Linked DNA regions of Mus musculus: region 2 is linked to region 1. Evidence: chromatin contacts called from ENCODE Hi-C or POLR2A ChIA-PET data. All regions are on one chromosome and are shown on one strand. Each heading gives the region's core, a stretch centred on a gene start or an enhancer-like site at or near the end of the contact. The rest is flanking DNA. Distances are from core to core; before and after follow the strand shown. Region 1 has its middle 9.2 kb from the start of Gm34087. Region 2 has its middle 24 kb from the start of Rps18-ps4.

Region 1 (7,096 bases), core at 1,993-4,492:
AGCCTCAACAGGGACCTCTGCCCAGCCTACTCTGACTGAACGGGAAGGATTCACTGACATCTGGTCCCCTGATCTATGGGACAATAAATCTGTTTCATTAATCCACTGAGTTGAGGGGAATTTGTTAGAGCAGACTCAGATATAACAGCCCACCAAGGGGTGTTCTTCAGAGCAAATATAACCAACCCATACTTGCCTTGCTTGTCTGGAATGTCATTTCTACCCTCTATAAGATGCTTATCTATGCATCCATTGGCTTCAGGCTTTTCAGTCTCTGTCAGTCTATTCTTATATTAATAGTATCATGTGAATTGCCATATCGTGTCTCTTCCATTTTGTATCTGGCAGTTGATTATCCCATTACAAATATAAAAATGTATTAAACTAGTTAGCCCTCTGAAAAATAAAAAAAAGTTAGAATAACTTGTTTTAATTTTCTACGAGTTTTTATTCGGGAATAAGTGTATATTAAGTTTGTAAATTAATTTGCAAAGAAACCATCTTATAAAATTATGACCTGATCTCATTTTTAAAGCAGATAACTATTATTAAAGTCTTCACTCTATGTCCAGCAGTAATTTGTAACTTTCTCTTCTGCATACTTTCAACTTTTTACCTAGCTGCTCTGTCAACTCCCTCCTGCTTCTTCTTCTGTCTCCCCTGCCCCTCCCCACTCTTCATTTCCTTCCTCCTTCCTTTGTCTTCTCCTCTCCTCCACCCTATTCTCTCTGCCTCCTTCCCCTTTCCCGTCTTCCTTTCTTCTGTGCTGCTTATATAATGCTTCTGAGTAGAGGGATGACATATGATTCCTTCCATGGCAGCTAATTTAAATTTCTAACTTTGTTTTGTGATTTTCCTAGGCTAATACTGGAACTCATATGTAAGCTCCAACAGATGCTGTGTGGGTGGTGGCAAGAAGGAGTGCTGGTTTATGATGTGTGGGGGTGGGGATGAGGGGCGACGCATGTCATTTTTAATTAACACTTGATAATCAAGTGATCTGTGTTTATATACTAGGAGCACAGCAGGCATGTGACTTGTACCAAAGAGGAAAATGTGTGCCCAAGAGTCACCGTAGATTCGCTCCTGCAGAGAGTCTCTTGACTTCTAATCAATGGTTCCTTTATCTTAAATATGGGGAGAAATAGTCTGTGCTACCCTGGAGTTTTGAGCCTTCACCAACTCTGCCTCAGCTCCATCCTCAGATGCAGACCAAGACCCAGGCCCAGACCTAGCCCCGCCCCAGATCCAGACCCAGACCCAGCCCCTTGCCCCAGACCAGACCCAGACTCAGCCAGAATTCACACATGCCTAAGTCAGGCAAAAGGGAAGCCGAAGAAGGAGATGTGATCCCCTGCTCTAAGGAGCAGTCATCTCTCTAGGCTACCCCACCATGAGTTCACAGGGCAGAGACGGTGGGTGAGGATATGAGAGATGGGGGAGACAAGAGTGTCTTTCTCAGTGGGAGATGGACAGAAAGGAAGAAATCTGCCTCTCCCTCACTCTCGCCATCCTCAATTGATCCTGCAGCCCAGAACAGCTTCCAGCCTTGGGAATACACTAAGCAGATGTTTTAATGGAACCTCACATTGGACACCACACTAATGATCATTAAAGACTAATTAATTCTGGTGGTAATGACTCCACTATCATTTTTATTAAGGTGCAAGGGCAATCTGTAAAAAGAAAATCATCTTCCCAGCTAAGCAGACTTTCTTTAACTCGTCAACACACTGCCAAAGAAAAGGGAACATTCTGCCAGCACTCAAACTGGGGGAAAAAAGTCCTCAGGCAAGTTTATATAAAACCCCAGAAAAGTGATACATAATAAATTAAATATCCCGAAATAAGCAAAGCATGAATATTTAAGCACTGGGCTAGTTTAATTCGGAGCAAGCAATGAGACCCATGCTCTTTACACAGGATGGAAAGTTTAAGCCGGGAGCTGCCCTGGGTCCCTTTTTATTCAAGACACTGGCAAACATCTTGTGTCACTAACTCATTGTCGAGCTGTAGACCAAGGTCAATATTTCCAGGGACTGGCATGGACTCCTGTAGTCTACTAAGATGAGGAACTGGAGCACAGAGCATACATACAGCGTGTGTCATATGTAAATAGCTTATGGGTGCTAAATGATAAGCCAGCAGTATCTTGTTGGGGTCCAGAACACAACCGAGAACAATCACAATAGGCAGAAGTGAGGACAAAGAGAAGTGAGCTCAAAGAGGGCAGCAAAGGAGAAACAGGATCATACCGCCTCTTCCAAACACAGTAAGAGGAAGCGCTGCATACTTAAGGAACTTCTCCCTTCGTGAACTTCAGGTTTGATCCCCATCAAAATTTCTGCTCTCTGATGCTTAAATAAAGTTTATTCTACCTTATGTCATGTTCTACGCGGAGTCTGGTGTGCACAATATTTTTGTGCACAAAAATAACACACACGGGATTGGGAAATGGCTCGGTTACTAAAGGGATTGCCATACAAGCATGAGGATCTAATTTGATCCCCAGCACCCATACAAAAGCTAACTATGATGGTTTGGGCTTGGGATTCTGGTGCTGGGGAAAGCTCACTGGCTAGCCAGACTCAGCAAACCTCAAGTCTTTGTGAGAGATCCTGTTTCAAAAATCAAGACAGCCAATGTCCTGGTGAACAACATCTAAGGTTGACCTCTGGTTTCCAGATTCACAGGCATACATACCTGCACGCGCGCGCGCGCACACACACACACACACACACACACACACACTTCACCTTTAGCTTTTTCCTATTGTTTTGTCATGTGCAGTCTGTGTGTGTGTGTGTATGTATGTGCATGTGGTATGTGTGTGTGTGTGTGTGTGTGTGTGTGTGTGTGTGTGTGTGTGCATGCATGTGTGTGTGTGTGTGTGTGTGCATGCATGTGTGTGTGCATGTGGGGTGTGTGTGTACATGTGGGGGGGTGTGCATGTGGGGTATTTGTGTGTGTATGTGTGTGTTTGTGTGTGTGCGGGGGGGTACTGATGAGCCTCACCCAAGGGAATAACGCACAGAGAGACAGAAAGATGTCAAGAAAGCAAAGATGAATAGCCTCAGCATTGCAAGCCACAGAGGAATGGATGCCCGGAGTCTTCTGGTATGGGAAACAGATTCCACAACTCGACACTTAAAAACCATTTCCTTGCTGCCTGGCAAAGTAGGAGAACATCATATGTGTGATTTCATTCGTCCTCCCACGGTTCTGAGATAGGTGTTAAAACCTCATCCCTTACTGTAGATAGAAAAAAAAATAGACATCGAAGGCAGAGGACTTGCAGAGGCTTCTTCCTCCAAGTTCATGGTCCTCATCACACACCAGATTAGTGGGTGATGGTCGAGTCGGGAAGAGAAGCAGCAGGAGTTAAGCATATGTCAGATCTATGCAGACACAGAGCCGGGGACAGGTCTGGGAGACTCCCTGTCCTCACATGGTCATATTATAGTTTACATGCATCTACCTTAAAACGCGGCTAGCTGATTCCTGAAAATAACTTGACAGCTCAGCTAAAGCAGGAACTGCAGGTTCTCGATGCTATGAGTGAAAACCGCCCGTCCTCTCGCTCCAGCAGAACACAATGAAATGATCTGTGGTTTTGGGTTGGGTTTTTTTTTTCCCCAGACATGGAGTGTTTTCAAAACTCTTGCAAACTCCTCTATGTTCTTGTTCTTTGAAATCTGGCAATGAATAATGAACTAGAAACATCTGGGATGATTCCCCCCCCCCCCCGCCCCAATACTACACAAGAATGGACTTCTATTCTTGTTTCCTATTCAAGGAGACTAGAGCCTAGAGAAACTGACTGTGTCCTGGGCATGCACTCAGGGACCAGGGGACAGCAACAGGGGCAGGATGCTCATGTCTCTTCCATGAGACACAAGTTCCCCTCTTTGGTATCGGCAGATTTCCACACGAGGTATGACCTGTGTGGATAGCCATTTCTCAGCCAGCTTCAAATGCTTTGCACAGAGGATGGTGATACGTAGGGGAAAGTCACCTGGCAGGCTCTGATCCTCCTGGATTCTAAACATGCAAAGGCAGGGGGATGGACGAGAAAGAAGAGAAGCTTGCTCCCATTACTTGCTGATAGAGAAAGCACTGGTTCCGTTAGGGCTTTGAAAAAAAAAAATCCACTCTCAGGTGGAATCTAAGTGCCATTTGATTGAGTCTTAGTGCCATCGCCCTAGACGAATAGATTTTTCCCTCCTAGTGTCCACTTTATCAGCACCCCTTGGTCTGACCTTCAATACTTCACCAAGCTACCCTGCTCTCCAGCATCCCAATCATTACATCATCATCCTTCCACTCAGGGAAGGGCTGTACTGGAGTTGGGAAGAATTGTTTGCTTCTGAGTCTGACCAGCTGGGCTTCTCCGTGCTTCTGTGCTGGGATAGCTCACAGCAGCACACTGTCTCTTCTATGACTGTGTGGTTTTCTGATTAGTACTTATTCATAAATGAAGACCATAGACCAACCTGTAGGTCTCAACCCGACAGGGGTCACACATCAGATACTCTGCACGACAGATACTTGTGTTACAATTCATAGCAGTAGCAAAATTGTGGTTATGAAGTAGCAATGAAAATGATTTTATGGTTGGGGGTCAACCACAACCTGAGGAACTGTATTAAAGGGTCGCAGCACTAGGAAGGCTGAGAACCACTTCTGTAGACTGTTCTTCGATGGTTCAGATGGTAAGTGCATTCATGTGAATTCAGCCACACTGGGTTGTGTTCACGGAAGGTAAAAGGTGGCTAGATTTCCTTGCCCTTCAGAAAGTCATTTATTGAAGAGGGATTTTGCTTTTTATTTTATATTTATATTGTGCATAAATATAATGCCATAGATTGTAACCTAACAATCTACATTATATATTAGTATCTATGATTTATTTTTACGGTATTGGTTAAATTTGTACAAGTAAGAAATATGCTAAATATTTTTCAATGGGAGGTACAGGTAGGCTGACCTAGAAATCAAGCTCCTCCTAATCAACTCTTCCAAATGCTGGGATCCCACGTTTATTCCGTGAGTGGCTCACACTCACACTATTACACAATTTGACCTGCATTTTAAACGACTGTCAGATTTTTGTTCATACATTTTGTAATCGTATAGACACATTCATTTTAAAGACACCTAAGGATGCAGTAATTTAAGAAACTACTATCAAAGACTGATAATTACACCTTTTAGAGGTAATCTCTGATTATATTTAGATATATGCCATTTCATCTTTGTTTCCTGTATATTTGTTCCCTGTATATTATACACATATATTCTGTATATTATATATGTATCCTGTATATTATACACCTCTTTGTTTCCTGTATATTATATACATATTTAGTAAATGTAGACATATTTTTAGATACCAGCACAGAATTAAAGCATATTTGCTGATTTTAAACTGACTTAAGATCGTTTTCACTTAAGACTCTATTACGGGAGCTGGAGAGATGACTCAGCAGTAAAGTGCCTGTTGCTCTTGCAGGGTACCCGAATTCTGCTCCCTACATCCACATGGTGGTTTATAGCAATCCAGAGAATCTTACACCTTCTTCTGACCTCCTCAGGCACCAGACATTCACAGGGTATACATATGTGCATTCAGGCAAAACACTCGCACACATAAAATAAAATAAATATATCCTTAAAATAATATTCTATGAACATCATTCAATTTGCAATGGTATATAAGTGTCAATAACTTTGATTTGAAGACAGCCAAGTACAGCATTCTACTGTCAGCCACCACTGCTCATGACAAATTTGTCTAATAGGAATAATATTCCTGTCTATGTATTTTTTGCCTTTTTTCTGTGTGTGTGTATGTGTGTGTGTGTGTTGAGTCACTGTTACATGTATGCAGGTATCCTTGTAGGCCAGAAAAGGTTACAAGCGGAGTTATCAGCACTTATGAACCTCTTCCTGTGGGTGCTGGGAACCGACCTTGGGTCCTCTGGAATAGCAGCAAGCCCTTGCAACTCCTAAGCCATCTCTCCCACCCCTGCCCCAGGTTTTTTTCTTGCTGGTCTCTGCAGAGGTTGCCAGGCTGCCCTGCTGGAAGAGGCTGCTGCTTCTTCCCTATCTGTAGTAAGAGACCACGCGCCTATGCCCTGAGCATCGTGGGCACTGTGACGCTCTCTTCTTTGCTGCCTGCACTGGGTGTCAAACCCACAGCTTTGAACACGCTGGGTCTTCTCTGAACTACAGTCACTGAGCTACATCCCCAGCCATAGAATTTTAGGGTTCACCAGTTAAATGTGCAAACTTAAATTGTGTCCATTGTGTAAGTGTGACATGATGTGTTACTACTTTTATTTTAAAATTATTAAAGAAAATGTTTTTTAACTTATTTTAATAGTTTGTATTTCTCTTTTGGGGGTGCCCATGGTTTGTCTATCAGAGTCTTTCTCTTTTCTAATCTAATTGTAAATCTCTCTGTCTATTAGCAGCACCAATGTTTATCTTATATAATACTGTAAAAGTTGCTCGGTGGTTAATTTGTTGTTGTTTGGTTCATAATATTTTTGGTTGCTGAAGTTCTAAACTTATCTTAGTCAGACTTGTCCGTTGTTTTCCCTGCAATCTCTACTGCTGGTGACATTTTCTGCACTGTGATTGAGGCTGCTTATTCTGGGACATATGTCACAGGTGGGAGGGAAGCCAATCCATACCGCAAGTCAGCTCAGAAGCGAGGCGGAGCAGTAGGTAGGCTCAATACTTTGCCAGAGAAATGAGATTGCTGCTAGCAGTATAGCGAACTCCCTGGGTGCTTAGGAGCCCTGGGGATACTCAAAGGCATCCGGAGATGTCATGTGTTATTACAGTGAAGGAAAGTTTTAAAATATACTGTCCAAGCTAGGTGTGGTGCTGCACTGCTGCAGGAGGCTCACACACAAGGACAGGCACACTCTGGAGGCCACCCTCAGCTACATAATAAGACTCTGTCTTAATAATGAGAGAGAGAGAGAGAGAGAGAGAGAGAGAGGACCCAATGGCCATCAAATGACAGACAGTGCTCTCTAGAGAAAGCTATGGCTGCATCCCATCTTCTCCTATGATGTAACCTCCA
Region 2 (7,096 bases), core at 2,324-4,823, 140 kb before region 1:
TGCAAGAACAGACGATGAAGAGGAACAGATACAGCCGGTAAGGTCATCTTTTGCAAAAGAAAAAAAAAGATTCTTGCCTTTTCTAATTATTAAAATAGCATGTGCTTATTGTAAAAGATTGGATGAAAATCTTTTAAGAGAAAAGATAAAGATTACCCATAATCCCCTTTCCTGAGAGATTCTAAAATTTTTCTGGCTTATATATGCAGATACTACTTACACGCACACCGTTTCAATTATTTTGTGTCTGCCAAACAGATTACCTTATCTAGTATACACCATTTTGGAATGTGCTTTTTCACTTGCAAAGATTATGTTATGAACATGCAAACATGTAAATAAGGATACTTTTGACCACATATTATTTAGTAGCATGTATGTGTGTGGGAACAGTCACACAATAATACATCATTTAGCTTAGCTGAATAAGCATAGACTTGAGAGTACCAGTGAGACCCAGAATTCTGTCTATTTTATTTCTCAGTTGTCCCCCAGAGTGGACTATATAGTGTTTTGTTCATGATAGAAGTTTAACAGTATTGTGGTTAAGCAGGCCATCAGAGTCAAATGTCCTCAGAGCCTGGTATGTCAACAAGTCACATGGGGACCCTGGTAGAACACAGATTACTATTCAGAATGTCTAGGCTGGCCTAGAGGTGGTGCCAGGCATCCAGAAGCTACTTCTGTCGCCTGAGTAGCGATTATCTAAACTAGTAATTCTCTACTGAGGAGATGTAAGGCCTTGGATGACATTGATCTTGGGAAATTTCTTTCTTTCTGTCTCTGTCTCTCTCTGACATAGTGAGTAGACTATACATATATGAATGTGTGCATGTACATGTGTGTGTTTATGCGTGTTTAGAGTTCCCAGCTGATTCTGTTTCTTTTGAGAACTCCAATTAAGACAGTGGACATCCTGTCCCTTCTAAGAAACTGACCTCCATGAAGCTGCCTGACCCTGTTCTTCTGGACTCCAGGTGTCTGTGTTTACGTGGGAGCAGGGTTCCAGCCTCTGCAGTTGCCCAAGCCGGGAGCACTTACAAACATGACATTAGCTAGACAATATTTGCTAAGCAAAGGAGCAATGTAAATAAGATTGGGGGGGGGAGTTCAAATATGAAAATGCTTGAGAACAAATTGTGTGCAAGCATCTTAAAATCATTCATTAGTACTTAGTAATTTAAAATTAATTGCAAATGTACTCTGTTGGGCCATGCTGTTTATATTTCCACATACACACATGTATATAAGCGCATATAAAGTAAGCAAACAGCTGCTTTTTAACCACTCTGTAATCCATGGGTTTTATTTATATCTCAGATACCCTCAGCACACCAGTTTTTGGACTCAAATGAAATGATACCACAATTACTGCCCATAGTCTGAAACCTCACCTCAGGTACTTCATGCTCCTCAAATACATAGGGGATTTTCAGAAGAGTGGCACCCTCGCATCTGTGACTGCCTCTGCTACCCACACGCAGACTCCTGGGGTGTCTGTTTCCCACAGCCCTGACCCCAGCCACCCCACCTTGGCCTTTGCCACTTGCAGCTGCAGTCTCCCACAGAGTTGGCGTCTCCCTCAGCCACATTCTTGTTTTGACCTGGACCCTTTCCAATGGCTTTCTGCCTGGCCAAGGTTTCAGCTATTCAACAATGGCCACCAGTGCTCTCTGTCACCATTGGCACCCTGACAGCTTCACAGTGTCTTGTAATTAGAAAGAAAAACACTCCCTCCCTCTGAGCCATCTTCAGATGAGGGTACCATAGCTGGCTCCTTGGGCCTCAGGTTATTGGAAGCTTTATTGCAACACCTGTTAGCTTCCCTATTCAGCTTCTACTCTTCAAGGGGTGGACCGGTACCACCAGGACATCAGCAGCTGGGAGGACTCGTGTTGCTTAGACTTCTGTTTAGGAGCACGGAGAGAGGAAACTCAAGTGCGCAGAGCAATATTGTGACGATTTAAAGTTTACGTTTTCCGTTAGAAAGGTGGAATACATTTTGAAAGTTGAAAATGTTGAAAAGTGACTCAGTTGTGCTTATTACTTACAGTTCCAAGAGACATAATACACCAAACACTGCTGTGTCTCTATACATTTCTCTAGGAAGCTCATAATTCCAAGTTTACAACAATTTCACAAACCTTTATTTTGACAGGGTTTCAAGAGCGCTACAGAAAATCAGCTGAGAGTCTAGTAGAATTCTTGGAATGGAAGTCTTTGAGTCTTTGAGGGGGTTCTTTCCCCATCCAGGGGTGGAACCAAGATCTTCTTGGAGTATGAGGACGTTCAGGACGATGGTGACGGGTCACCAAGACTGCTCCTTGTTCTTTGCTGCAGCAGTTATGATTTAATCTTTACAGTTTGACTTTACCCTGTGGTTTCATGTGTCTTCCAATCTGCATCGCCAGCCTTGGTCTCTGCTGAACGCTCGGTGTGTGGCAGTCCAGATCACACCTAGCAGGCATCCGTCTTTATCCACAGCTCTGTGTCTGAAGACAGATTCACTCTTCCCTCTTCTCCCCCAACCAGCTCCAGGTCAGGTGTTGCCTACTTGGGAAATGGCGACATTTTGCTAGTCTGTAGGAAACATGCTAAATAATTTTCAAAGAAGAGAGAGGATTTAGAAACTTGTTTACTTCCTGGAACTGAGATGAGAGCATCTCCCTTTTTCTCATTGCTTCAAAAGATGCATATACATATGAATGCATGTATGTATGAATGCACATATTATGAATGCATGTACGTGTGAATGCATGTATGTATGATTTGTACATGTTTGTGTGTGGGTGCACTGTGCTATGGCACTGTCATGGAGGCAAATGGGCAACTTGTGGCAGTCAGTTCTCTCCTTCCACCATGTGAGCCCTGGGGAACAAACTCTAGTCATCAGGATTGGTGGCAAGTTCCATCACCCATTGAATGATCCCACCAGCTCCCCTCTTACTGTTTTTAAACAGAGAGAATCTAACAAAGCAGAACCATTGCAGAAAATTATAGTAGCTTCAGGAAAAGGAGAGAGAGAGAGAGAGAGAGAGAGAGAGAGAGAGAGAGAGAGAGAGAGAGATGAAGGAATGACTTTGTCTTTGTGTTGAGATGGGGTTAGGCAGGGATTCCAGAGCCAGATGCCATTTTGGAATGAAGTCAGTGGCCATTGCTCCGGCATTCCCAGCATCCCAGGGGAGCAGGAGTTGGGCGTTCACTACTGGTGATGCAGCATCTCCAGCCAGCACGGCTCCATGCAGCTGGGCACCAAGCATGCTGATGACGTCACCGAGCACAGCTGCTGCAATATCTGCTTTGGAGTTTGTTCCCAGCCTGGCTTAGACTTGGCATTGTTCTGGCTGGGCCTGAGCAGTCAGTGGAAGTCTTTAGGCACATTCTGTGCTTTCTAGGCTTGTCCAGGATACAATTTACTTCTCTGATCTATTTATCCCGAAAAAGGAGGTTGCAGCCGCTGCTGTTGCTCGTAATTCTTTCTTCATGGTGTCTTTCCACACCAGTGTCAAGAGAGAGAATGTGGACTGACAGCTGATTCTCCCTGACTCTTTGTCTTCCAGTTCAATGATACACATTAGCAGAGACTGAGCTGTCCCGGGGGAGAGCAGACTCCACACCCAGGCAATCTGGCTTTGAATCCTACTCCCACCATCTGATGAGCTATATGATATTGAGCAAAAGACTTAATTTCCCTAAGTCTCAATTACTTCATTTATTAAAAGTAAATACTAATCTTACACGACTATTTTAGTAGTGTGCTTGACCTATGCAATTGTAGTTATTGTAGCTTTTCTTACTGATGATTCATTTCATAACATTTATAGTAAAACTAAAAGTCTATCATTTCTAAGATGTATCTTTAACCTAGTAGCCATTTGTTATGTAATTGTAACATCAACCATTAATTTCACTTTCATTAGAGCATGTGCCATAGACGAAGCTGAGATTTTTGTTTTTTTTTTGCTATATTTAACAACTAAGCTTTAATAATCAGCCCAAGATCTCAGAGTTTTTAGAAGTAGAATCAAAACTTTGTCAGATTCTGCTCTGTTCTTTTTTCTATTGTTCCACGGTGATTTGGACTTTGAATAGGTTGTTCAATCGATATTTGTTGAAAGTTGCCTTGGCACTAGAAGGAGAGGGATGAAATCAGGTGTGAAGAACTAGCTGTCAATAGCGAAGCTGTAGAGGGAAGCTGATTTAAGGCCATTCCCCCAAGAGCTGGGTTCTTCATACAAGGCACACATGTTGCTACTTTATGTGCTCTGAGTGCAATGCATCTGTATGTGAAACCTGAAGGCATCTTTATAAATCATGGTACCCTGTACAATGGATACATGACATGACAAAAGTTTGTAAATCAGTTATTTGGGAATTCATAAAATGTTCTCTGATCCTAGCCACTTATCTCCCGGGTCCTCTCGGACCCATTCCTATTCTCTACTGCCCAACTTTGTATCATTTGTTTTTTCTTTCTTAAATACCAACCAAGTCCAATCTGTGCTGTCTGTATATTCTTGGATGTATGGCCTTCCACTGGAGTGTGGGTGACTTATCAGGAGCTACATCTATAAAGAAAACTGACTCTTTCTTTCTCCCAGCAGCTCTCCATGGCCAATAGATCCTCAGCTAGGGGAAGAATTTGATCTTCGACTCCTCTCTCCATGGCGGTATTGGACAGGCTTGAGCTTGCACAGATGAGGGCAAGATATTATAGCCACTGTGAGTTTGTATGTATAGCTGCCCTGCTCTATCCGGACAACATTGTTTCCTTATGTCTGTCTACTGCCTTTGGCTTTTACAGTCTTCATGTCTCCTCTTCCATAATGATCTCTAAGCCCTGGGGAACAGGAGGCATGATCAAGTTTTCTCATTTAGGTCTAAATGTTTCACAGTCCCTTATTCTCTGCACCTTGATCAGGTGCGGGTCTCTACGTTAACTTCTTTTTATTTCAAATAGAAGCTCTTCAGAGGGTTAAAAAATGAATTAATATATGAATATAACAAGGAGTCATTTAGCATAATGATAGTAGTAGGTTCTTGCTCAGGGCATATGACCTGTGTAGCCACAGGTCCTTGAACTGATAATGGTATCAGGCATGGGTTTTATCTTATAGATCAAGACTTAAATCCAATCAGAAAATGGTTGATTGCTCTCGTGGTGGTCATGCCACTACTGTATCAGCTGGTACGTCTTACCAGGCCAGTCACTGTTGTACCTCACAGGGTCCGCATCTGAGTGAGAATGACAGTAACTTTTCTCTTCTGTCCATGTGTACAGCACCATCCTGCACCCTGAAAGCCAGTAGGGAGAAGATTTCCAAGACTGTACCAGCTTAATCTCTCCGTAGTCTGTGACTGAGATATGTGATGGCCTCAACATTAGGGTCTTACCATCACATTCTGGGGGGTAATCAGTAAAATTGGCAATAGCCTGTAATGTGTGGAGATCTATGGAACTCCACTGACCAACAACTCCAAAAGCGGTTACCTATTTCTGGCACTGGGCTTTTATTTTTAGCCCGTGGTTTCCAATAAGGGCAGTGTCATCTCATTGCAGAGTAATTCCATTCTAAGTCTTCTCTCTCTCTCTCTCTCTCTCTCTCTCTCTCTCTCTGTGTGTGTGTGTGTGTGTGTGTGTGTGTGTGTGTGTGTGTGTGTGTGTGTATTTCTACAGTAGGTTTCTAGATGACTTTTTTTTTAAAGGTCTTTAGTGTTATTTATTCCTCTGGTATTCCTTTCTCTATTCTGCCTTCCCAAACCCCATCCCAATTTAATTCCACTTGTCCCATTAATTCCTTTCTATTTTTGTCTTCTATCTTCTCTCCTTTGAGAGCTCCATCCTTATGACCCCTTAATTTTTTGACTTACAGATATTACACATTGGCTGCTTTAACATTAAATAATGGATTTGACCCCCTTAAATCCGTCAGGTTGTTCAGAAAACGGTTTAGTATTTTTTTCCTTCCTTATATTGGTCTTCAGCATTGATGGAGGTCATATTTCCTAGAATAACAATCTAGGAGCAAACCTCTCACTCTCTTGTGGGTCATGTTGCAATCTCTCTCTCTCTCTCTCTCTCTCTCTCTCTCTCTCTCTCTCTCTCTCATACACACACACACACACACACACACACACACACACACACACACACACACGATGATTCTGTCCAGTATCTCAGTCTTCAGATAGACACAGCCCAGGTAACTTTTCCATCCTTCCTTCCACCCACCAGAGGCAGTAGATTAGCCACTGTCTCCCCTTATCTTCTCCCCAATTCCAAGTGTGCCGGTTTGTTTTTGTCAACTTGATGGAACCTAGACACATCTGGGTAAAGAGAATCTCAATCTCGGAAACACCTCCTGTCAGGCTGGCCTGTGGGCAAGCCTGTGAGGCATGTTTTTCATAATTGATGTGGGAGGGCCCCTCCAACTGTGGATAATGTCATCTCTAGACATGTGGTTTTAGGGTGTATAAGATGGAAGGCTAAGAAAGCTAGGAGGAGCAAGCCAGGAAGAAGATGTCTTCCATTGCTTCTGCTTCTGTTCCTGCCTCTAAGTTCCTGTCTTGAGTTCCTGTCTGGTTTTCCTTCGTGGTGTTCTGTGAGCTGTAGGTGAAGTAAATCTTTTGGACTTGGTCCTTACCATAGCAACAGAAAGCCTAACTAAGGTTCTGGGTTAGCACAGGACCCAAATTACTTTCAAGTCTCAAAGGCTTTTTCTTCTGCTTTTGACAAAGTCTGTCTCTAACAAATGTGAAAGATATTGGCTAGCAAAAAACCTGTTACCAGTTTGGGTTATAAGAGCTGATGTTGAAAGACAAAAACTAGACATCAAATATTTTTTTCTAGAGATGTTTCTAGAAACAGAAGCATTCAAGGATACTTTCACAAGAATAGCTGATTTATGACAAAGGTATAGTCTAATAAGAAAAGGATGGCTTATTTTTATATCATGTCAGTATACTTAGATACTTATGTGGAAGAAAATAACTTAGACTTCTACCTTACACTGTACCTAAATATTAAACCAGAATGGATAATAACTTCAAATGAGAAATAAATTATGTATTCTGAACAAAAACATGAAAGAGACTC

The links. Hi-C counts contacts between places; a loop is a spot of excess contacts on that map. ChIA-PET counts read pairs that join two places held with the same protein, here RNA polymerase II (POLR2A).
Region 2: a loop to region 1 is called in a map of left cerebral cortex, with 2.3 times the contacts of the local background. The contact joins two enhancer-like sites. A Hi-C loop is called at or near these places in 1 of 37 maps with a recorded cell type or tissue (left cerebral cortex). POLR2A ChIA-PET finds 5 or more read pairs at or near these places in 2 of 5 experiments (both embryonic stem cell).

The regions. Positions count from the first base shown.
Region 1 is chr13:97,628,415-97,635,510 of GRCm38, reverse strand. No RefSeq gene overlaps it. Among named protein-coding and RNA genes, the nearest start is that of Gm34087, 9.2 kb to the right of the region's middle. Within about 2 kb of position 3,242, at least 1 of the 3 ENCODE cell types and tissues checked has a DNase peak (open chromatin) inside an H3K27ac peak, as active enhancers do.
Region 2 is chr13:97,771,418-97,778,513 of GRCm38, reverse strand. No RefSeq gene overlaps it. Among named protein-coding and RNA genes, the nearest start is that of Rps18-ps4, 24 kb to the right of the region's middle. Within about 2 kb of position 3,573, at least 1 of the 3 ENCODE cell types and tissues checked has a DNase peak (open chromatin) inside an H3K27ac peak, as active enhancers do.